Linked DNA regions of Mus musculus: region 1 is linked to region 2. The links are chromatin loops, found by intact Hi-C in ENCODE. Cell type or tissue: left cerebral cortex. All regions are shown on one strand. Links, peaks and the distances in the headings refer to the core of each region. The heading gives the core; the rest is flanking DNA.

What was found. A loop is a pair of places that touch in the nucleus more often than their neighbours do. Peaks named below come from ENCODE experiments on the same cell type or tissue, not always from the same donor. Only the 100,000 strongest peaks of a DNase experiment are listed, where the experiment ranks them.
Region 1: it touches region 2 in a loop (6-fold over the local background); 6 of 42 quality-filtered maps call a loop at or near these places.

What each region holds. Positions count from the first base shown.
Region 1 is chr3:95,223,115-95,235,101 of GRCm38, forward strand. It overlaps Mllt11 (myeloid/lymphoid or mixed-lineage leukemia; translocated to, 11), which reads right to left and starts at 5,563. Exons shown (of 2, transcript NM_019914.4): 1 at 4,970-5,563. It overlaps Cdc42se1 (CDC42 small effector 1), which reads left to right and starts at 5,310. Exons shown (of 5, transcript NM_172395.3): 1 at 5,310-5,751; 2 at 8,671-8,978; 3 at 9,435-9,545; 4 at 10,374-10,465; 5 at 11,136-11,987. The coding sequence starts at 8,925. The coding sequence ends at 10,451. It overlaps Gm16740 (predicted gene, 16740), which reads left to right. Exons shown (of 4, transcript NR_108026.1): 4 at 3,409-3,544. In left cerebral cortex, for the core only: a CTCF peak has its summit at 3,306 (motif pointing left); DNase peaks (open chromatin) are centred at 4,322, 5,171, 5,631, 6,328 and 1 more place; H3K4me3 peaks cover 5,804 bases; H3K27ac peaks cover 5,580 bases.
Region 2 is chr3:95,275,671-95,287,657 of GRCm38, forward strand. It overlaps Prune1 (prune exopolyphosphatase), which reads right to left and starts at 6,406. Exons shown (of 8, transcript NM_173347.2): 1 at 5,915-6,406. The coding sequence starts at 5,953. Mindy1 (MINDY lysine 48 deubiquitinase 1) reads left to right here and starts at 7,265. Exons shown (of 10, transcript NM_199475.1): 1 at 7,265-7,955; 2 at 11,975-11,987. In left cerebral cortex, for the core only: CTCF peaks have their summits at 6,156 and 7,379; DNase peaks (open chromatin) are centred at 5,289, 5,723, 6,165, 6,886 and 2 more places; H3K4me3 peaks cover 4,021 bases; H3K27ac peaks cover 4,482 bases.

The sequences.
Region 1 (11,987 bases), core at 1,455-9,454, 53 kb before region 2:
CCCATATCGCTGAGGTGACAGATGTGGACAGCCACACCCAGGTTTCTATTTGGCTACTGAGGATTTGAACTTGGGGTTTTGGTTTGTTTTTTTTTGTGTGTGTGTGACAGGGTTTGTTTTGTTTGTTTGTTGCCCTGGTTGTCTTGGAAACTCATTCTGTAGACCAGGCTGGGCTGGCCTCAAATTTGGATCTCCCTGCCTCTGCCTCCTGAGTACTGAGATTAAAGGTGTGCCACACCACTGCCCAGATGAACTCAGTTTGGTTTTTGGCTTTTTAAAGCTTGTGCCACCAGAGTTTGGCAAGTAAAGGTTTATTTGTTTATATATTGTATGTATGAGTGCTTTGCATGTTTGACTGCAAGCCAGAAGAGGGCATCAGATCCCATTACAGATGGTTGTAAGCCACCACGTGGTTGCTGGGAACTGAACTCACGGTCTCCAGAAGATCGGACCTCAGGTTCTTAGGCATGTGTAACAGGTGGGCTTACCCACAGAGCCATCTCCTTAAGCCTCTGCCTCCTGCTTCCCAGTGCTGAGATTAAAGGAATTCAACACTACTGCCTGGCTCAGCTCTTTTTTTTTTTTTTTTTCTTTTTCATTTAAAATTCTTTAATTTGAGCTGGTGAGATGGCTCAGCTGGTAGGAGCACTTGACTGTTCTTCTGAAGGTCCTGAGTTCGAGTTCCAGCGACCACATGGTGGCTCACAACCATCCGTAGGGAGATCTGACTCCCTCTTCTGGTGTGTCTGAAGACAGCTGCAGTGTGCTTACATATAATGAATAAATGAATCTTTTTTAAAAAATTCTTTAATTTATGTGTACGTGTGTGTATGATATATGTGTGCATGATGTCCTAAGAGGATGTTGGTTCCGCTGGAGCTGGAGTTTCGGGGGTTTATGAAACAGCAGGGGTGCTGAAAACGGAACTTGAGTCTTGGGGAAAAACACCAAGTGCTTGTAATTGCTAAGCCATCTCTTCATCTCATGACCTTTTAATGTTAAAAATACCAGCTACTCTATTTATAATCCCAGCACTCAGGAGTTTCAGGAATATCAGTCTGGGTCCAGGTTGGGCAAGACCCTGGCTCAAAATAAAAAAATAAATAAAATTTTCAGGCAAGGTCTCAAAGCTCAGGCTAACTTTAAAAGGTAACTCCTGATGCTCCTGCCTCCATCTCCCAAACGCTGGGATTACAGGCATGATCCAGGATACCTGGTGTAAAGCAAGGCAATTCTTGGTCTGTCTGTCTGTCTTTCTGCAAGCTCCAGACTAAGCCCTTGGGAACTGAACCTTACTCAGCAGGGAAGCATCTTAACAAGAGACTGCTGTCGGGACTGAAGCAGGGCAAAGGAGTTTGCAGAAAGGTGACGTCACCATCCCAGGAACGCCCTCTGGCCATCTCCATAGTAACTGCAGATGTGCTCGTAAGCATGACTGCACCTATAACACCTTTTAGTGAACCAATCCCTGCTCAGGTCTAGGGCTACAGACACTACAAAGCAAGCCCTAAAAGTCATCCAGGTCACTGACGCTGCTTATCAGGAATGTTTGCTGCATTACCAGGTTTCTCCTAGTTAGCTGACTTAAAAAAAAAAACCCTTCCTTTTACATCTCCTACAGAGTGACCTCATTATAACAGACGGCATATAATAGATTGTTTTCCAGAGACAATGCTGACCCTGAACTTCTGACCCTTCTTACTCCTCAAAGATTATATAATAGGCTCTTAAACAAACAAACAAAAACCAGAATCCTTAGGAAAAAAGATTTGTTTTTGCTCTTTTGACCTAGGTTCTAGCAATGTAACCCAGGCTAACTAGAAAGTTATTATTTAGCCCAGGCTAGTGTCAAACTCAAGATCCTCTCTAGTTACTACTTCCAGCCTTCTGACTGCTGAGAATACAGGTGTCATCAGCACATCTGGCTTAAAATAAAAACAATGTTTAAAAAAAAATGTTATTTGAGGCAGGGTCTCACTATATAGCCCTGACTATCCTTGAACTCCTTTTGTAGACCAGGCTGGCCTCGAACTTACCTGCTTGCCTCTGCCTTCTGAATGCTTGGATTAAAGGTGTGTGACATCACACTCTAGATTCTTAGATTCTTTAGTAATCTAGACGACCTAGCCAGTTTTTGTACATCCCAAGTCTCATAGTTTCTAATATACTCCCTTAAAAATGTTTAAGGAGGGCTGGAGAGATGGCTCAGCGGTCACTGACTGTTCTTCCGAAGGTCCTGAGTTCAAATCCCAGCAACCACATGGTGGCTCACATCCATCTGTAAGGAGATCGGATGCCCTCTTCTGGTGTGTCTGAAGGCAGCTACAGTGTACTTACATATAATAAATAAATCTTTTAAAAAAAATGTTTAAGGAGCTAGAGAGATAGCTGAGGCTGTGGGCACTGGTGGCTCTTCCAGAGGACCTGGGTTAGGTTCCCAGCACCCACGACACACAAGGCCTGTTCCAGGAGTTCTGATAACTAGTCTTCTCGGGAAATGAGGATGCACTTGGCATATATTAAAAAAAAATCTGTTTGTGTATTATGTCTTTGAGAGAGCTGTGGTGTCCATGGCTGAGCCTCTGCAGAGGTGAGAGGACAGTCCCAGGCATCAGTCTTTGATGCCTTGTTTGACCTTGTAAACTAGGCAAGCTGAGCTGTGAGCTTTCAGGGAGTCTCTTCAGCCTTCCATCTTGCTGAAGCACTGGGATTCCAGCCACACTCCTGGAGTGGATGTAGCCACACTCCCATGCTCAGCTTTATGTGTGATCTGGGAGTCCAAACTCGGGTCCTCAGCCTTGAGCAGTACTGAGCCATCTCCCCAGCCCCAGCCTGGTACCCTCAGCAATCCTGTCTTAGCTTCCTAGCAGCTGGGATTATAGACATGTACCACCACGCCCCAGGAAGAATTTTGAGGCTGGTACAGTGGCACACTCCTTTAATTCCAGCACTTGGGAAGCAGAGGCAGGCAGAGGCAGATCTCTGAGTTCCAAGCCAACCAGAGTCACACAGTGAGAGCCTGATTAAAAAAATACATCCGATGTGGTTTTATCTTTGTTTCTCCAACAAGGTCTTGATGTATAGCCTAAGTGCTGTTTTATCTGCCTCTTAGTCCTGGAATCACAGGCATGTACCATAATGTCCAGCTAAGAATTTAGTTCTCAGGCTGGAGAGATGGTCAGCAGTCAGGAGCACTGACTGCTCTTCCAGAGGTCCTGAGTTCAAATCCCAGCTACCACATGGTGGCTCACAACCATCTGTAATGGGATCTGATGCCCTCATCTGGTGTGTCTGAAGACAGCTACAGTGTACTCCCATACATAAAATAAATAATTTAGGAATTTAGTTCTCAAAAAAAGTATTTTCTTATATTCTGTTTACTACTTTTTGTGGTTCTAATCTGAATAGCAGGAGAGCCTTATATGGTGGTGGGATTCCTGTGACCCCAGCATCTGGCAAGTGGCAGCAGGAAGATGAAGAATTTGATGTCAGCCTGGCTACAAGAGACCCTGTCTCAAAAAATAAAGTGAGCAGAGACTAAGCTAGGATTTGAGTTATTGTTGATAAACTGACTTCCTAACAACTGTAACCTAAAAAAAGTTGCCTAAATAATTTATCAGGGATGGACAGAACTATCATCCAATGTAAAAAGCTAGTCCAGTGTGGCAGAGCACAGCTGTAGTCCCAGCACTCAGGCTGAAGCAGGACGACTGTGGGTTCAAAGCCCCCCAAAACCAAACCAAGACCATGAACGAATATAAAACAAAAACAATTTAAAAGAAAATGTGTGAGATATTAAAAGGCTGAAAATCTCTAGCTATACCATTGACCTATCGACATGTACAGAGAGACTCAAATTTGTCCCAGAAAACAGACATAAAGGCATATGTGGCATTAAAATAAAAAAGACCGGCTGCTCTTCAGCTATCGTCCCCTTTCTTTCCCTAAATGCTCTTCACCCATCATTTTATCTATTTTTGCTTATCCTAAGGGCTCTGGATGGTGAAAATTGACATATTTGCTCAGTAAATGCCACCCAGTTATTTTATGCAGAGTAACTTCTAAATTTTCATTGTCTATTCTTAGAGATAAAATGATTAGTAGATACACACATTTAAAAGATACACTTTCTTTAAACTACCTGGACACACCCAAATACCCTTTGTCCAGATCCCCCCAAGAGCATTCAAGGCCTAATCCACAGGGCCTTGCTGTGTCATGCTGCCACCATGCAGTCTAAGGAGGGATGGTGGTGGATGAAAATGGAGGCTTCCTGGTATTTCTCATGTTGCTCTAGGATTTTCCTATTAGCCACAATCCTCCCCTTTTTCTAGGAGGAGCTGCAAAGACAAATCTGCTGTCATAAGTAGTTCCTGTGAGCTACACTGATTGCAGCATGCCATCGGGCAATCCCACAATGGCTCCCACCTGTCCCACCTAAAGCCTCTTTGGAGCAAAAATCTGAGATAGGGAGGAGATTGTTAAAGGTTCCAATCACTCTCAATAGCATCTCATGTTTAAAAAAAAAAAAAAGTACCCTACTCCCCAAACCTCCCTACAAGAGACAGAAAATCGAGGGGGATAGAAATACAAGGGAGTAGAGGCTACAATAATTACAGTAGGAATAAAGATTCACCAAATAACTGGTAGCAGAAATTATAGCTTGAAAAGGAAGATATAGATAACTAGACACTAGACAGAAGCCATTAGATGCACAGGGCAAAAATTATAGGAAAATGAATACATGAAATGAAGAGCTAAATGCCGAGAGATGATTACAGGTAAAGTGCTAGAAATGAATGCCTAGGTCCATGGTAAGGCATGGATGGAGATCTTAACAGATAAAAAATCTGGTAACGAATAGTAACCCATTGTTCATAGCGCCCCCTTCTCTCCTCTTAAACTGCCCCCCACCTCGGTCTCACACGGGGTCTTTCAAGCTTAAGAAGCGGTCCCTCGTCTTGGTTACCTGTTAGCAATGAATGACTAGGGTGTTCCGAAGACGGAAGGGATGCCTCAGGGGCTCGGGGGTCGGCTCTGGACTGGAGAGGAGGAGGCTGCTGAAGGAAGCTGTCGCGGATGTGACGGCTTTGTCTCCTCACGCCTTCTCCCTCGTCTGTGACAGAATCTGCCGCTGGGTCTCCCCTGCAATGCAGCCCCTCCTAGCAAGGGCGGAAGCACTCCCCGCCCCCTCTCTGCCTGACTCGGCTAATTCGAGGGATAGGTTCCGGAACACGCTATCCACCGTAGAGCCTCTCCGTCGGCTCGCACCGCACCCCCACCTCTCCAAGTACCCTCGTGCTGACTGGAGCGCATGGCTGAGCAGTTAATTGTCCTCTAACTTAGATGTATGGGTTAAAAAGTCTTCCGGTTAAACAACAGAATGGCCCTCCTTTCCCACTGTAAGGACTAAAGGGGACTTTGGGAGACTCAGAAAGGGCCCCAGCGCATCGTCCTCTCAGCGCCTGCAGCAGGTGGACAGACTAGCACAGACAGTTGGGGTGCCGCGGTTGTCCCCGAGCGCGGTGCTTGCCGCTGTCCCCGCGGGCCACGCCGTGCGCCCCGAAGCTGGGCGGAGCGCTGCGCTCCGCTCTCAGCCCCTGGGTTTCGTAATCGCGTCGCCGGCGTTTCCGCCCTCCGCCAGCCCCACCTCTGCCGGCCCGCCCTCAACTCCCCGCCGTGCCGAGAAGCAGCCAGGGGACCCGGAGTGGCGGAGCCCCCGCCCGCAGTGGGGACGCCGGGGAGCCGCAGGTAAGAGCGCCGGGCGAGCCGGGCTGCGCGCGGGCGGCGGGGAGGGGAGGGCAGGGCAGCGGGGAGGTCGCGATCACAGTACACGCGCGGGCGGCGCAAGCCACGGAGAGGCAGGGAAGCGGCGACTGCAGCGTGGGGCCGGGTGGAAGGTGCGAAGCGACAGGGGCTCCTCGCCGGCCCTCTAACCTGAGAGATCTGCTGTGCTAGAGAATCCGAAGTGGTGCTGGGCCCCGGAAGGTCTAAGCCAGAGTGAAGCAGCCACGGAGAACATTGACAGAGCCAGTACAATTCATCGAAGTTCCCATCCTGGGTCGCAGTGGGTGGGGGACGGAGCTGGAGTCTGACGGAGAATATTGGGGGAGGGGAAGAAATTAGGATCTCCTTCTGTTAACTTTTAAGTATCCCCAGCCCTTCCCTGGGGTTAGGGCAGGGTTGGTGCTCGGACAAATATCTGTAACTTGTTTGAAAATGGGGCCCATTCCTCTCTTGGGAGTCCCTCAGCAGCCCGCTATGTTTGGAGGGTCTCCACACAGGGACCAGCTGCATCCCCGGGCTTATAGCCAGAATTTGCCCACACGATTCTCAAGTCTCTTTCTCTCCAGCTGCTTCTTGCTTCTTGTGAAGGCTTGTCAGACAGCGGGTTGGAGAGGGAGGCCTTGGGGCCGGAGGCAGCGGGACCGGGAGAACCGGTTTGGGGCTACCACAGGCTCGGGGAACTACCTGTGTACATCCTTCCTCCCCACCTCTCTCCTGCTCGCCCCTCTACAGCTCTGAAGTGTGTAAGGCCCACCGGGACGATGACGGTGGTTTAGGGTTTGTCATTTCAAGTTCTGGGTTTCTGGTGGAAGTGAGAGGGGCCCTCCTGTCAAGGATGTGGCTTTCTGCGCTTTTGTCCCTGATCCCTCCTGGCTTCCTTTTTACTGTGGGGATGAAGTAGTGGGCCATGGATTCAGCATCCCACCCTCCCCAGCTAGCCAGCTCAGGCTTTATTTGTTCCCAGCCCATTCGTTGGCTGCTTTGAAGAGGAGTGACAGCCAAAGCTTAGTACTTCCTTTTCTGGCTTTGTTCCTCCTCCCCCCCCCCCCACCCCACCCCACCCCACCCCCAACTCCCGCACTACCACAGTGACCCTGGCTGGTCTTCACACTCTGACACGGGCCTCCAAGTTTCAGAGACCCTAATGTCCTAAGGGAATGGAATTTCCTGGTCACTTCTCATCATCATTGGTGGTTTCACGCCAAGTCCCACACACACTTTCCCTCCACCCAGCTTGGTCAGGTCCCTGGAAGAGAAACAGAACTGTCCTTGTTCCCTCCTCGGCCCCCTTTCCTCTCCCTCCTCCTTCCCGCTTCCAGCATCGGCCACCCCTGACCACGCCGCCGGCTCGGCTCGCTTGGGGCAGGGTGGAGGACGTTGGTAGAGCCCTGCCTCAGTCTGGACTATCTGGTAGTGTTAGGGGTTTCCTCTGATTCTTTATTGTTTTCTCCATTTCCCCCAAGCCTTACCACCTGCCACCATCTTGATGAGCCTTGTGACTGACTTTCCCACTGACCAAGCCTCCCCTCTCAGGGCAGCTGTGCTCTGGACTTCAGTCTCATTACTCCTCCCTTCCAGGGGTGGGAAAGGAAGTGAAAGAGAGTCCAGACTCTTGGGTTCTTTCCTACCCTAGAAGCCTTATTCCACTGTTTGAGTGATCTCATCTCAAGGCTGCTACAAAACAACAAAGAAAAATGTCCAAAAAACAAATTGAACTCGGTTTTTTGTTGGTTTTTTTTTTTTTTTTTGGTCTGTCTAGGCTACTGGAAGGCTAGGCTTCCAGCCTCAAGCCTGGAGGGAAAGGTCCATTCTTATTCATGCTAATGTTTAATATTCATGAGCTGTGCTACCTCCCAGAGCTGGTCTGTACTATAGGAGAGGGAAGTGCAGTTCACACAAGGAAACTCAGCTGGGCCGTAACCCCTGGCAGCAGTGAAAGGGGAGAAAGTTCTTCCTTGGACACAAGTGCTACTGGAAAGTTCCTGTGTCTGGTTCACTGGTGGAGCTTCGAGGTGGTGGGGAGCAGAGTGGGAGACACAGGTCAGAGCATGAGGGGAAGATGAAGGGAGGCCTAAGCAGGCCCTCTGGGGTGTGAGGCAGGAGCTGCACACGATAGGACATGTGTAAAAGGGTGGGGAGGCTGGAAACTGATTCCTCAGAGCAGAAAGCTACTCTTCGAGTTACCCCTACAAGACATGGAGCAAGGGCCACGGGTGGGCCACGGGGAGGTGTCCACAGTCTGCCTAGCTTTCGGGAAAGACAAGGGCAGGTATTAGCTGATCTCTGGGAGGGGTGGCTGAGCTTCATCTGGGGCAAGTAAGAGGGAACAAAGGCAGTGGAGCCAGAAGGAAGCAGTCCCTCTCTTCAGAAGAATTTGCTGAGGTCCACATTACTACAGCTCGTCTCTTTGGAGCTAGGTGGTCCTTCAACAAAGTGTAGGTGTTGGGGCAAGGTAAGAGTAAAGGGAGGGACAGGGCGGAGGCCTTGTTTGTGAGAACAAAAAACCACTATTTCCTCTTCAGAGGCACTTGCACGCCCCTCCCCTGCTGCCCTAGACAAGGGAAAGGGGAGCTGAAGTCAGCAGCACCCCTAACTGTTCATTTCTGTCACTGTTTGGTTTTCTCTCACAGTCTCACCCCAAGTCCTTTTGGCCCCCTTCTTCCTTGGTCCCAGTACTCACTGGTCTTCACCCTGTTGGTGGTCTTTGTGCACTATTCTTTCTGTGAGAAGCAACTGTGAGCCTCTATCTTTGGAGGGGGTCAGTATTGGAGCTCAGTAGTCTCCCAAGAGAGACTCCGAAGATAGAGGCTTATCAGAAGGTTTCTGGGGAGGAGAGAGGGTTGTTTCCCACCCACATTTTATCTTCTTTCTGCTAAAATTCAGGATTCCACATCTAAAGAAGACAGGACCTTGTGCCTGCCTGCCCAAGCCTCTTGCCAGTGCCCCACCAGTCAGAGACTCCGACCTTCACCGAAAGGCCACTTGTTGGTGTCTAGGATTTCTACCTTTTCCCACCCCATCCGGTTGACTGAACCCAGGGTGTTGTTACACCTGCCTGTGAGGACTGGTTGGTTAGCAACAAACACGAGCCCCCTGGGGCCTCTGGCAGCGGCCTGAAGCTGGAACCATCAGGGAACATGAGCGAGTTTTGGCACAAACTGGGCTGCTGCGTGGTCGAGAAGCCCCAGCCGGTAAGTCTCCCCATCCCCACCCTGAAACAGGAATTCATTACCATGTGCTGTGAAGTGGAGACACCATCTCTGATCTGCCTTATGAAAAAACACTTTCCTTACCTCCCTCTTGAGAGGCAGGTGTGTTCACATGTAATAAAGGAGGCTCTGTGACAGAAGAGACAAGTCACCTAGCTGTCAATTAGGCCTGTTCTGAGGTGGGCAGGGGCTGTACCAGCATTCCCTCTCACCCAGAGGTGACTTTGCTTTGTCCTTTCGTTGTCAGCAGGCCACTGTCCTTACCACTCTGGTGACATTGTCTCTGGCTTATGATCTTCCATCTTTGTCTTTCCTACCCTAATATTTGCCAAATCAGTTCATAGCTCTTAGTGGGTTTTCAAGACTCCTTCTCCTTCCTCTGCTGTCGGGAGGAGATGGCTGCATACGCACTTGTGACTCCCTGTCTTCCCCAAACAGAAGAAAAAGAGAAGACGGATTGACCGCACTATGATTGGGGAGCCAATGAACTTTGTCCACCTGACTCACATCGGCTCTGGGGAGATGGGGGCTGGAGATGGACTTGCCATGGTAAGAGGGAAGGGAGAGATGTTTATTTGGGGTGTATTCAAGCAAGGGACCTAACAGTAACGTAGTGAGGAAAGGAGAATGTGAGATTGTGCATTCCTGATCTCCAGGGTTAGCTCCCCTTTTCTTTACAGTAACATATTGCTCTTCGTTGGAGTGAGGGGTATAGATCTTGTAATCATTGGAGAGCTTTTTCTAAAACCGTGGTCTCCCTTCCTATTAAGAACTAGTCAGAGCCAGGCCGTAGAGTGCTCACCCAGCATGCAGGAGCCCTAGGTTTGCTCTCCAGCACTGCATACTGATGTGCTGACTCATACCTGGAGTCTCAGTGCTCGGGGACTGGGGAGCAGAGGCTCAAGGTCAGCCTCTGCTGCGGAGTTTGAGGCCAGTCTGGCCAAGGAACCCTATCTCAGGGCCGAAGGAAAGGAAAGAAATCCCTTTAAATCAGTGTTAGAGTGAATCAGTTGTCAGTCTAGGGCTCTGTTCGAAATAATGTCTCCTGCATTTCTGCTCTCAGTAAGGGAAGTAGGTCTGGTCATACTTTTTAATACCAGTTACACAACTCACAGAAATATATGGAAGTATTTATGTGTGTGTGTATGTGTGTGTGTGAGAGAGAGAGAGACGGAGAGAGACAGGTAAATGACTCATTCCTGCCTGGTCTTCATGATTTCCTTGAGAGGAACGGCAGGCAGGTTTAACCTCTTCAGATAGATGTCATTGTCAGAGAAGAGAGTTGAGGTCAAGTTCCTCCTGCTGGCACGGGGTAAATTGTTGCTTGTTGTGGGACGTGGAGAGTTAGGAGGTTGTGTGACATGTGCTTTTCCACAGACAGGTGCAGTTCAGGAGCAGATGAGATCCAAGGGAAACCACCGTGACAGACCGTGGAGCAATTCTAGGGCCTTGTAGCTCCCATGGGACTGGTAAGTGACGAGAGAAACCCGTTTGATGCCGTGTGCCTGTGCCAGCATAGTCTGATGCCCTGCCTCAGTCCTTAGAGGCAAGAGTGAGGGTGAAATGGTGGACCGACAGAATTAAAATGAAGAATCGGGAACACAAGATCAAAACCTGTAGGGTTTTTTCCAAGAAGGCAGGGGAGGGGATACGGTGGCACCCAGCTGGAACCTCTGCACACTGCAGGGAGAGGGAGGAGCTGTCGGAGGTCAGCTTCTCCTCACCAACACAGTGAATGCCGGGCCAGCATGGGCTTCATGCGATCCTGTCTCAAAAAACAATGATTTTGAGAAGAGCGTCCTTTGGAAAGTTTAAAATATGCACTGTAGGCCAGGCATGGTGGCACATGGCTTTAATCCAGCCCCGGGGAGGCAGAGGCAGGAGGATCTTTGCATGTTTAAGGTTGGCAGTACATAGTGAGAGCCCCCTTCCTTGTGACTCCCCCACAGAAATGCACATTGTATAGCGCCTTCTCCCTCAGGCTTGGGAGTTTCTTCTTTTCCAGTGGGATTTTTGATGGGCAGGTTTTGAATTTGAGTTACTTCAGCAGTTACTTGGAGGAGGAGAATTGCTACGGGTTTGGGAGCAGCCTAGGGTACAGTGTGAGACCAAAACTTGATTTTTTTTTTTTTAATTCAGGTTCTGCAGTCTTGGAGTTCCCATTCTGTGATTCTGTGTCCAGCCCAAAAGAAATGCCACCACCAGATCCCTTCAACCAGTGACCCAAGGGCCCCCCCTCTTTCTCTCTAACAAGTGCCTCAAAAGGAGTGGGGGCTGGTCTCCCTTTTCTCCCTCTGGCCTCTGCCCCTCCTGGAGATGGGGGTCAAGGCAGCAGGACTGACCAAGTGACTACTGGTGGGCCAGAGGAGCTCCGCTGAAGCCCTGCACACCCTTGATCTGAGCTGGGGGTTCTCTGGGAACCTGGAATGGGTTCCTTGCTCCTGAATGAAGGTCGGGTGCTACCTGTTTAAACTTCTTGCTTTTATTCTCTAATCGAGGCAGGCAGGAGTGGGAGCCACAGCTGAACCCCGAGTTTGCTAAATTCTTCCTGCTTCCCTGTACTCTTTCCTTCTGGAATGAACAACACAGAGGTGATGGGGCTAGGTGACCACTGCCCAGTCCGCTCGGAATTTCAGACCTTAAGGTCACAGCCCCGCCATGTCTCTCCGCTGGCACCAGGGTCTTGCTCCAGTTAGGCCTCTAATCCCATGCTTCTGTAGTATTAATAGCTTCCCAGAATTTTTTTTTAATTAAAATTTTAATTTGAGTTCTTTTAATTACCCCCATCTTGCTATCTCTGTCTTTTCCCTGACCCTTTAAGAAACTTTAGGTTTCCCATTGAGTAAGAGTTAAGGGATGGATCTTAACTTGACCACATTCCATTTAAGACTTGGAGTCCTGGCCTGCCCTCTGTCAGCCCCCCTGCTGGCCCAGGTGAAAGGAAGAGGAGGGTTCCAGATAAAAAGCCAGGATGTAGCAAAATTAGCTGTA
Region 2 (11,987 bases), core at 1,578-9,577:
CAAGTGCTAGGGTTACAGCGTATACCACCAGGCCTAGTTTGTGGTTGTTTACAGATAGTCTATCTATGTAGCCATGGCTGCCCTAGAATTTGATATGTAGACCAGGCTGGCCTTTAATTCAGAGATTCTCCAGCTAGTACTAAAGGTGCAATACCCAGCCAGAAAACTTTCTGAAAGAAAGGGGCAGGTTATGGCTCATTGGGTAAAGGTGTATGCTGCCCAGCCTGGCGACCTGAGTTCAACCACTGGGACCCACATGGTGGAGCATTCATTCTTGAAAAATGTTCTCTAACCTCCACTTGTGTACCATGGCATATGAGTGTAGGCACATAAATAAATTAATGTAATATAAACACTAATCTAAAGGAGGGAGGCTGGAGAGATACTCAGTGGTTAAGAATACTTGTAGCTGGGCATGGTGGTGCACGCCTTTAATCCCAGTGCTTCAGAGGCAGGCAGATCTCTGACAAGGACAGCCAGGGACACACACACACACACACACACACACACACACACACACACACAGAGAGAGAGAGAGAGAGAGAGAGAGAGAGAGAGAGAGAGAGACCCTGTCTTGAAAAGCAACAAAACAAAAACAGCACTTGTTCTTGCAGAGGACTCTAGTTTGGTTTCCAACATCTACAGAGTGGCTCAAAACCATCCCCTAACATCTATTTCAGAGGATCTGACACCTTCTTTCTTTTGAGAGCAACAGGCATGCATGTGATGTCCGTATATACAGACAAGAAAAATACTCATACACATAAAAAAATAGGTCTAAAAAAATTTGGTTTTAGAGAAAAAGGAAGACCATTAGTTGAAATAATATATCCTGAAGTGTCTGTCTGTCTGTCTGATGGCCTGGAAGGCAGGCAAGAAGAGGGTTTAGGGGGGAAAAAAAAACCACTTCCCTTCTGAGGATGACTATGGTCGATAGCTAACAGAAAAACTGGGGCCTTCGATGAAAGGATGAGCCGCCATCCTCTCTGGGTTGCAGTGTCCTGCCTGAGAAGTGCACCTTTGTTCCTAACTCAGCCTAAAATGTAGCCCCACCCCAAAGAGAGAGTTTTTCCTACTCAAGTACAAGATGAGTCACTAGGAATAGGAGCTCACTTACAAACAAAAACAAACAGAAAACAGGCTTTCCTTTCCCCCCTTTCCCTTGCTTATTTTTGGTTGTTTTCAAGACATGGTTTTACGCCTAGCTCCTTGGTTTTTTGTTTATTTGTTTACTTTTTCCAAGACAGGGTTTCTCCGTGTAGCCCTGGCTGTCCTGGAACTCATTGGGTACACCTGCCTCTGCCTGGGATTAAGTGACAGGATTAATGGTGTGTGTCACCAGGTCACCAGTACCAGTCCCTTTCTGGTCTTCTTTTTACACAGCCCAGGTCTAGGAACCTATTCTGTAGTCCAGGGATCTTTCCAACTCAACCTCAGCCACTAAGCCCAGCTATGTAGATTTCCTTTCAGTGGAACACACTATTGTCATGCGGCAAAGACTACAGAAAAGTTTTCTGGTGTCACATGCTAAAAATAAGGTATTGCAGGAGAACTGGCTACAGTCCACTATCTCTGTCCTGTGCAAAAGCCAAGCATTTGTGACTCCCACAGACATCATTTAAAGGTGTGTCTGTCTGAATCTGGTTTCTCTTTACAGAGGCACATGTGAGGGTAATCTGGCTGAGACATCTGTCATCTTATTGATCATCAAGATGGACTCTGCTGATCCACCCTGCTTGGCCAGGGTCCAACTTTCCCCTCACTGCCCTACCTACATTCCTCCTGAAGAGGACAACCTCTATCAGAAGACTGCACTCTGGTCAGAGTGCACATGTCTCTGTACTCCTCTGCTGGAAGCTCCAAACAAGCTCTTGTTTGTTTGAAACAAGATCTGTCTATGTAGGCCTGGACATCCTGGAAATTTGCTATGTAGACCGGGCTGGGATTAAGCTCACTTTATACAAGAAACATTAACAGGAGGCTGGAAAGATAGCTCAGCGGTTCCTAGCACCCACATGGTTGGTTCACAACAGCTTGTAATTCCAGCTCCAGGAGACTTAATAACCCCCGCTCTGAACTGTGAGGGTGCACGTGGCAGATTCTCACAGATACACAAACACACACAAATTTCTTCTTAAAAAGGAAACATTAACAGATTCTAGAGGAACTGGATGAAAAGTAATAAAAAATGGATTTTGTTTTGTTTTGTTTTTTGAGACAGGGTTTCTCTGTATAGCCCTGGCTGTCCTGGAACTCACTTTGTAGACCAGGCTGGCCTCGGACCCAGCTGAAAAGGAATAAAAAAAGGATCTTTTATCTTTTACACTTCACATGTTTTGTGCTTCAATGTTTTCCTTATATTCTTCCATAGTTAAAAAGAATTTGAGCCCGGCATGGTAGAGCACGCCTTTAATCCCAGCACTTGGGAGGCAGAGGCAGGCGGATTTCTGTGTTCACGGCCAGCCTGGTCTACAGAGTGAGTTCCAGGACACAGCCAGGGCTATACAGAGAAACCCTGTCTCGGAAAAAAAAAAAAAAAAAAAAGAATTCACATTACTGGCATCCCCCAGCCTATACTGCTCCTGGCTTCTCAGCTAACATTCCTAGAGTCCATGTTCAACTTACTCCCTGCCCTAGTGAGGCTGTGTGCTGAGAAGATCTAAAGCTCGGTCACCTTCAGGAGTGAGTACACAGTTTCACAAAGGAACTAGATTTTGCTCCTTGGAGGGGGAAGGGTGTGGGGAAGGACGGGATAGGGTGACTCTAGGAAAGTCAACTCTATTACTAAACTTCATCGAAGTAGACTCACTGTTATCTGTGGCACTCAGAATAACTCTCTACATTGGAGGCTGGATATACGGCGGTTAAGAGCGCTGCTCTTCCAGAGGCCAGAAATTCTGTTCCCAGGACCCAAGTCACACCTGCCTGTAACTCAGATCCAGGCATCCTCTTCTGGTCTCCTCAGAACATGCATGTTCAGACATACACATACACACAGTCAGACAGACACCATGTGGTTGCTGGGAATTGAACTCAGGACCTCTGGAAGAACTGCTAGTTCTCTTAACCACTGAGCCATCTCTCCAGCCCTGAGAGTTGTTCTTTAATTTTTTTTTTTACTTATATTTTAAGATTTTGGAAAAAAAAAAACTTTAAAAAAATTTTAAATCATTTGTGTATGTATAAGTACAGGTGCCTTCAGAGATTAGAGATCCCACATTCCCCTGGAACTGAAATTATGGGGTTTGTGAGCAATCCAGTGCTAGAAACAGAATTTGTTCCATTGCAAGAGCAGTAGGCCTTTTAATGGGTGAGCCGTCTTTTTAGCCCCTAAATAATATGTGTGTGTGCGTGTGTGTGTGTGTGTGTGTGTGTGTGTGAAGATGATAAACCCATTGTTTTGTGAAGATAGAGTGGAAGAGGCAGACAGGATGAGATGGGTCAGCAGGAATGGGCATTTGTTACCAAACATAATAACCTATCTTTGATTGCTGGGAGGACGGGCTGGGAGGACGGGCTGGGAGGACGGGCTGGGAGGACGGGACCATGGCAAAAGTCTCCTCTGACCTACACATGTGTCTACTGCATGGGTGCGGCTCCCAACACGCCACTAAATAAATAAGTTTAACAATTTGTTCAGAGTTAGAGAAATGTCTCAGTGCTTATAACTCAGACTGATCTTAGAAAGTACTTAGCACCCACATCTGGTGACTCACAACCACATGCAACTCCAGGTCCAGGGAATCCAATGTTCTCTTCTGCAGCCTATGGGCACTGCACTTAAATGGGCAGATACCTACACACATATAAAACAAAAACAAAAAAAACTATTTTCAAGGGCTTCTGATTCCAGTACTTGGAAGGCAGAGGCAGGTGGATCTCTGAATTTGAGACTAGTTTGATCTACATAGTTCCAAGCCAGCCACGGCTACTACATAGTGAGTCCCTGTCTCATATAAATAAAATAAAAAAATAGCCAAGCTGGGCACCACAGGTGACTCTTATAATCCCAACACCAGGAAGCAGAAGCAGGACTATAAATTCAAGCTCGACCTCAACTACATCGGGACTTCAAGGCCAGCCTGGGCTTATAAAAGGCCATTGCAAAAACAAACGCAATAAAAAGTAAACAAAATATGCAGACCTCAGGCAAAGTGTGAAAGCACACTTTAACCAGCATCAGGTGGGTGGAGTCAGGAGCCGGCCCACAAGAAAAGAAGTAACAAAATTGCCTTTGTATTAAAACAACTTCCCCCAAATAAGGTGGTTCTTTTTCCTCAGGGGGGTTATGAAGAGAGGGTCTCACCAAGGCACCCAGGTCCGTATGCACCCCAGGCTGCACTTTAGCTAATAAGCCTTTTGCCTCAACCAACCCAGAGCTGATTACAGATTAGCAGGTCCATGCCTGGCCTGATATTCTTCAAAAGGAAATTTTTAGTGTAGCTGGCATCAAGTTGAACCTCACCCTAAATTCAAATTAAGAATATTCGTCCGGGGCCTAGCAAACACAGAAGTGGATGCTCACAGTCAGCTATTGGATGGGTCACACGGCCCCCAATGGAGGAGCTAGAGAAATTACCCAAGGAGCTAAAGGGAACTGCAACCCTATAGGTGGAACAACAATATGAACTAACCAGTACCCGGGAGCTCTTGTCTTTAGCTGCATATGTATCAAAAGATGGCCTAGTCGGCCATCACTGCAAAGAGAGGCCCATTGGACTTGCAAACTTTATATTCCCCTGTACGGCGAACGCCAGGGCCAAAAAGAGGGAGTGGTGGGTAGGGGATTGGGGGGGTGGGTATGGGGGACCTTTGGGATAGCATTGAAAATGTAATACCTAATTAAAAAAAAAAAAAGAATATTCGTTTATCCACGAAGCTGGATCTCCAGCAGAATTAGGGGACTTTCAGGGTTTGTTAAAGAATAGAGTCTATTGCCCAGAGGATTGTTTTGTTCTGTTTCTGTCGTTGTGGGTTTTTTGTTTTTTGGGTTTTTTTTCTCCCAGTCCAGACCTGGCCTGAACTGAAGTCTCAGCCTCCTCTGAGTTGGAACTAGAGGCCTGTGGCTACCATACCGAGCTAAGTTATTTGAAAGGAAGATGCCTATCTGTTTCTTCAGGGGCAGAGAAACTTACAGCAGGGGGCCAGGTGACTTGGAGCCTTTAAAGGGAAGAGCGACCTAATGCCACACAGCCTGTCAACACAGCTGGGCGAGTCCAGCTGGTTCAGGAAGCACCAAAAATAAGCTACAAAGAATTCAGGGCCGTGCTTATGGTTTAGATTCCAAACACACTTTGTGTTTATCCCTTACCAAGGAGGCGGTATTTTTACGTGTGTGTGTGTGTGTGTGTGTGTGTGTGTGTGTGTGTGTATGCGCACGCGCCTGCATTAACACTAAAGGAGAACACTGGAAGCAAAGGAATGTAAGTTGTGGGTCAACATATATGCCTGATGAATTATTCTGTATATTTGGCATAAAAACAAAGATTTAAAGTAAAACACCACGACCGCCTCTACCTAGGAGGGAAAAAAAAAAAAGGCAAACCGCCATTCAGAGGCAATAAAGCGGTGCACCCAGTGCCCTCCACTCCCAGAGGTTCACCTGGACCCAGTGGGCTGAAGCCCGCTTGCGGGAGGGAAACTGAGAGGGGCGGGGAGAAGGGAGAGACACACCTCGCCGGGCGAGGCTGGCGGCCGCCGCACAGGTTCTGCCGAAGGACCCGACTCAAGCAAACCAAGAGACTCCTTTCTCCGGGCTCTCCCGCCTATGGCCGAAGGGCTTGGTCCTCTAGCTCCCCCGCGTCCATCTCTGTGATCCCTCCACACCGACCGTCCGGGCTCCCCAGATCCCACACCTTCGTCCTTCCCAGACCCCACGCTGCATTCCTTTCGGTCACGGACTGGGACCCGTTACCTGCAAAGCGGCTCGACAGTCCTGCAGGTAGTCCTCCATGGTAAAGCCCGAGGTGTGCCGTTGCCCCTCAGCCAGGAGAGGTAACCCGGCAGAATGTACCCCGCCCTAGACCTAGGGTCTAGAGCCGAGAGTCAGGGGGCGGGACTCGAACCCGCCACTAAAGGGTTCGGCCTCCGAACCCCAGGAGGAAGTGCGTAATCCGGCACTCCGGGAGTCCGGCGTTGCCCCGCCCCCCAGCGGCAGAGGCTGGGTTCTGAGCCCAAAGACTCATGGGACGTCAAGGAGGAGTATGGTATATCGCGGTGCCTCCTGGGAAATGTAGTCCAGCAGCTCGTGTTTGTCCTCAAGTGAGCAGTTTTCGGAGGGCTATGACATGCAAATTGTGTATGTGTCACAATAACTCGCCTTTATGGCATCTGAACTTGCAGATAGGACTAAGTATAGTACCTTTCCATATATTACACCGAAAATCTGTTCGAGATTGATGTAAATTAATCTCTCAATTTTTTTTAAAATACAAATTCTTTCTATCTAGCCCAACCTGTCTGGAATTTGTAATCTTTCTCCTCAGTTTCCTGAATACTGGATTCACAGGCCTGGTTTGGTTAGGACTTTAAATTACAACATTGCTGTACATATTATTTATTAAAATAGCTTCCCTGGTTAGGTGTTTTTTCTTTCTTTTTTTTAAATTCTCCCCTTTACCAAACTGACAAATCGTGATCAATGTGTTTGTTCACGATAGGAAAACATTACCATAATGTTTGACTTGTTTTCTTAAAACCTACTGTCGTGCCAACTCTTCCTCCTTCTTCATAGCCTTTCTTCTACAGCCTGAGCAAATACTCCTCATTCATGGGCTGTTGCAACCGTGACTTTGCTTCCTGGGTCTCTGTTGCAACAGTTCTCTCGGCTTTCCGAGTTGCTTGAAGCCTTATCCTTTGGCCGTCACATCAATAGAGTTTAGAGGAGCCTTCAGAACCTAAGGCTGGGTTCCAACATCCCTTAACTGCCACTTGCGTGTCCCAGGGCAGACTACTTGGGGGGAAAATGTCCCTTCATCATAACATGTTCCCTCATTTTTTAATCTATCCCCAGATCGTCCTGCTTCTCGGGGAGGTGAGAAGAGGCAGAAGAGCGTCTTCCTCGCCCCCGACCAGGTACACAGCTGAACCAGTTTCATTCCTAGCCTTTCAAAAAAAGCATACGGGGAAGAAGGGAAGCCTTGGGAAAGAGCTCAGGGGCTCCAGAAAACCAGGAGTGGGAATTTTCTTTCTTATTGAACGAGTACATATGCAAACACAACGCCCTTCCGCCCTGCTTTCTTGGCTCCAGAGCAGAGGGCTGCGGCGGGCATCCAGGGAGGTCTAATCAACAGCCGCTGTCCCGCCCTGCTCCTCCGGGCTCTGCCAGGCCGCTTGCTTTTCCCGGTTCTCACCAGAGAGGCACACGCGCTCCGTCCCTTCCAGCGGCAGGCGGAGGGAAGAGAAAGGGTCTGTTGTTTTTCTCTCTTCCTTTCTGCGGCTCACCGGGCTGCTGACCGGCTCAGACAGCCCTGATGGAAATCCTCGGTAGCTGAGCAGGCCCCTCCTCCTCCTCCTCCTCTAGGGACCGCGTCCTTGGCTAATTTGTCTTTGTCCGGACAGGGGGAAAAGAGGGACAGAGAGAAGAAAAAGAAAAACCACAAACTTCCTTTGAAAGCCAGTTTGTAGGCACGGCCTGGAGCGCACGCCGGAGGCTCGGTGACTCGGGAATCCTGAAGACTCTGGGAAGCCAGGCGGGACCGCCTGCGCTGTGCCTTGCTTGTCCTCGGCCCCGACCCTGCTCCAGCGTCCCCCGTATTGGGCGTGTGTCCGGAAGTGGCAGCGACCCAGGCTGGACGCCGCGAGAGTAAACCCGTGTCAAGCCGTGTAAGCTCTGGGGCTGACAGCTGGGAGGCGGCTGGCGCAGTCGGCGCCCCTCAACGATGTCCCCACCTCCCGCGTAGAACCGCCAGAGTTGAGTCCTCTCCCAGTGCCGGAACCTCATCTACCTCTTTGAGGTAAAAACTTTTGTTTTCAAACTATCTTCACCTCGTCTCGCAGCTCTCCCTACCCTCTCTGGGCGAAGTTGACACCTGATGTCCCATCTGTGGTCTCTTAAGTCTGGGTCGCTTACAGGATCCCAGGCACCCGGAGCAGTAAGAGATGGAGCAGTAAAAGAGATGCGGTCTTCAATTTCCCCCTTATAAACCCAAACCCTCTCTCTCCCTCTCCTAGAGAGCCAGAATTACAGGGCTTGCTGTATTCTAGAGGAATCTCAAAGCATGTTGGCATGAAGAATTGCATTTGGTTGGAAAGATTGGGTAATACCAGTTAAAGACGTAGGGAGAAGAGTCCTGAGGGTGGGTGAAGTCTTTAAGGATATACCTATTTCATATGCTTTTCCCACTCTGTGAATAGTATCTGCTGCTGACTAGGAAAGGACCAGAGATTTGACTCCCTGTGGGTCACCATAGGTAATTCCAGGAAGAGGAGGTGTAGATTTGGACTGAGGAAAGAAGAGGAGGGACAGGGCCATAACCCCTGTTTGTTTGGGTCCCCCTCCCCTCATGCTTTCCTCTGGCCTTGCAGGGTGCAGCCCTGTTGCTCTTCCTGCCCTGACACTGGAGCTGTCCTCATTCACTGAGCCCCCACTCCCTCCCATGGTTCTTGTAGCTCCTCTCTTTGGTCGACTAGCTTTCCCAACCCCCACTTAATTATTGATCATTTCTAGCCTTGGGCAGAAAATGAGCTGTGCTTGTCTTTAGGCTTTTTAATATTTCCCAGACATGGCCTCTGTTTCAAGGTTGACTCTAAGTGCCATGGGAGGGAAAGAGATGTGGAGAAAGAGGGGTGGAAGGCCTCCAGGTAATCTTTGCTACTCTAAGTCTAAATTAACAAAATATGAATTACCTGAAGCTAGCAGAAGTTATATTTGAATCAGGAGAATGATCAATTTACTGTATTTATGTTATTTCAGGAACTTTGATGTTTCTCTGTAGCCCAGGCCGACCTCGAGGTTCTCCGGCCTCAAGGCCCCCTGAGTAATGGGGATGGGAAGGCCTGGAACACCACACCCAGCTGACGCTCCTCAAGGCCTTTTCATAGTCTCCAAGCCTTGAAGGTTTACAAGAAGAAAGCAGGCAACCAGATACGCCTGTCTCTGCCCACAAGGGCTGGCATTAAAGATGTGTGCCGCCATGCCCAGTGATCCCAGTTTAAAAGAAAAAGACAAGATTCCGATTGATGCACTATCTCCTGGCTTTCTCTCTGTTCCGGGGCTGGAGATCAAACCCAGGACCTTGCGTGTGTTAAGCACATGCCCTTCTGCTAGGCTGTACCCCCGAACGGTCCTCATTTGTGTCCTGTCAGTGTGTAGGGAGGGGAGTAAGGAGACTGAAGGGAGATATTTCAGAGGCAGGAACTGCTTTTACTATCTGCAGGCCTATCTAGACCTCATTTGATGCCAAGTGCTGATTAACTGCAAGTTAAACAGGTCCAGTGTTCACATCCAAAATGATCTGTATGGGAGCCATAAAGAGCACGTGTGCCAACAGGTTGTGAGGCTTGGACCCAGAGCATTGCATATATCAGGCAAGGCTCCACTACTGAACTATATACCTCCAGCTCTTTTTTTATTTTAAGATATGGTCTCACAAAGATCCTCCTGCCTCAGCCTCTTAGTAGCTAAAATAACAGGTCTTTGTCATTATATACAACTAGTGGAGATATACATCTATGTTTGTGAGTGCTTGTTTTTGTGTATGTACACCATGTGTGCTCATTGCCCACGGAAGCCAGGAGACGGTCGGTCGCAGCTTTCCTGGAACTTGAGTTACAGTTTCTTGTAAACCCCTCTGTGGATGCTGGACTTGAATCTTGATCCTTTGTGCCTTAACCTCTTGAGCCTCACCTCTGGGGTATTTTAATGTAAATCAATAAACAGCAGTTTCCCATTCCCTATAAATATCTAACAAGAGATCTCTGGGTGCAAGCACTGCCAGAAACAACTAGGATCTGAAGTTGCTGTGTCAACTTGAGCTAGTGAGAGCAATCTACTGCAAGGATTGTGGAGAGTCTTTTGTGTGCCCCCTAACTAAAGTTGTTACCGGTAGTAGGATTAGAACCTGTGCCTGGGGCAGCCCTAACCAGCCAAGTGTGGCCTCTTGTTTTCAATAAGCCAACTAAAGAAGTTGAACTGGTAGGCAGGCCAGTCAGAGACAGCTAAACTAGTCAAGGCTCTGGCTGCGTGATGGCCAGAGCTTCAGCCCCAGGTTCCACGTGGTGGAAGGACAAAACAAACTTGAAAGTTTCCTTCTGGCCTCCAGGTGTGTACACACAGAGAAACTAAGTAAATGTAATAAAATTAAAATAATAGTGAAAGGTAGAAAGGGGGGGGGAGAGCAAGGATTATTCAATGTGGCCACTTTAGGATTAGCGACAGAGAGATTTGGTCATGTCCCCATGTCTGTCATCAGAGTCCCTAAATGAAGGGTAAAGTTTCAGTAGAGAGCCTGATTTCTGCACAGCTAAACAGCCTAGGGCTGGTCAAGGTGTGGTCTGCCAATTATTGACCTGCTTGTTTGGGCTTTAGCCTCGGCTGTCAGGCTGTCAGGCAAGTCGTTAGAATGCTGTGAAGTCTTTTCCTGGATACCGGTTCCTCTCTGGCTGGATTCAAGGGTCAGTGTTTTTCTCCTGCAGGCTTGAGATTCCTGGGGGAAATTTCAATTCCTTGGGATCCACTGTTTCAATGGTCAGGTTGAAAGTGAGCGGAGGGGCATGAAGTGTCTCTTTAAAAGCAGTTCTCAGCCAGGCGTGGTGGCGCACGCCTTTAATCCCCCAGCACTTGGGAGGCAGAGGCAGGCGGATTTCTGAGTTCGAGGCCAGCATGGTCTACAGAGTGAGTTCCAGGACAGCCAGAAGTTGAATAATCCTGGGAAATGAGGAGCTGTATTGAATGCCGCAGCATAGGAAGACTGAGCACCGCTGCTTTAGAGCACCCTCAATCCCTCAGCTATACCCAGATTACAGAGTTGCTTATCCAACCCTGATTCAAGTCCCACCCACGGCTGCATTTCCTTTCCTCGACAGGAAGCCCCTCCCTAAGCTTTTTGCTGGTTTGGGATTGTGATCTTGTGAGAGCTAGGCTGGTGACTCAAGGCCTCTAATATCAGCACATGGGCGGCTGCGGTAGGAGCATCACCAAGAATTCTAGGCCATCGCCTGGCATGGCAGTGCACACTTGTAATTTCAGCACTCAGGAGACAGGCAAGTGGATCTGAGTTTGGGGCTAGCCTAGTCTACATAGGCCAGCCTCACCTATACAATAAGACCTTGTCTCAATCAATCAATCCATCCAGAATCCTTGGAGGAACAAGATTTCTTCTTCCTTACCAGCTTGGCACAAAATTTAAGAACATGGTGTTACTTTTTTTTTTTTTTAACATCTTCATCTACCAGATCATATGATGACTACTCTCTGGTCCCTGGGGTGAGCAGGACAAAGGTAGCTTGTCCTTAAGGACACCAGCCATGTGCTCAGAGTGTTCTCTGAAGGGACAAGGTTTGGTGGTGGATATGGGGTCTGTAACTGACAAGGGTACCTTTAACGAGGCAGCCTAAACATCACCCTGTTAATAACAATAAGGGTTGTGTGGTTTTGCTCACTGGTTTGGTTTGTTTGCTTGGGAAGCTACACCAGGGAGTTACACCAGCCCACTGTGGGATAGTTTTAATTTTTCTCTTCAGCCCTCTTCTTCCTTCTTGGCTTCACTTACACTTAACCTTTCTGTTCTGCCTTTTCTAAAAAAAAAAAAAATGTTTTATTCTATTTTGTGTGTGAGTATTTTGCCTGTGTGTCTGTGCCAGGAGAGGGTAGTGGACTCCCCACTACCCCCCCTCCCCCAGCCATGGAGTTGAGGTGGCTATGAGGGGTACTGTGGGTGCTGGAAGTTAACCTCTGGAAGAACAGCCAGTGGTCTGAGCCGTCGCTGTAGACCTCTCTGTCTTTTCCCTCATTCTCTATGATTTTCTCTTTCAGGGAAGAAGCCAGC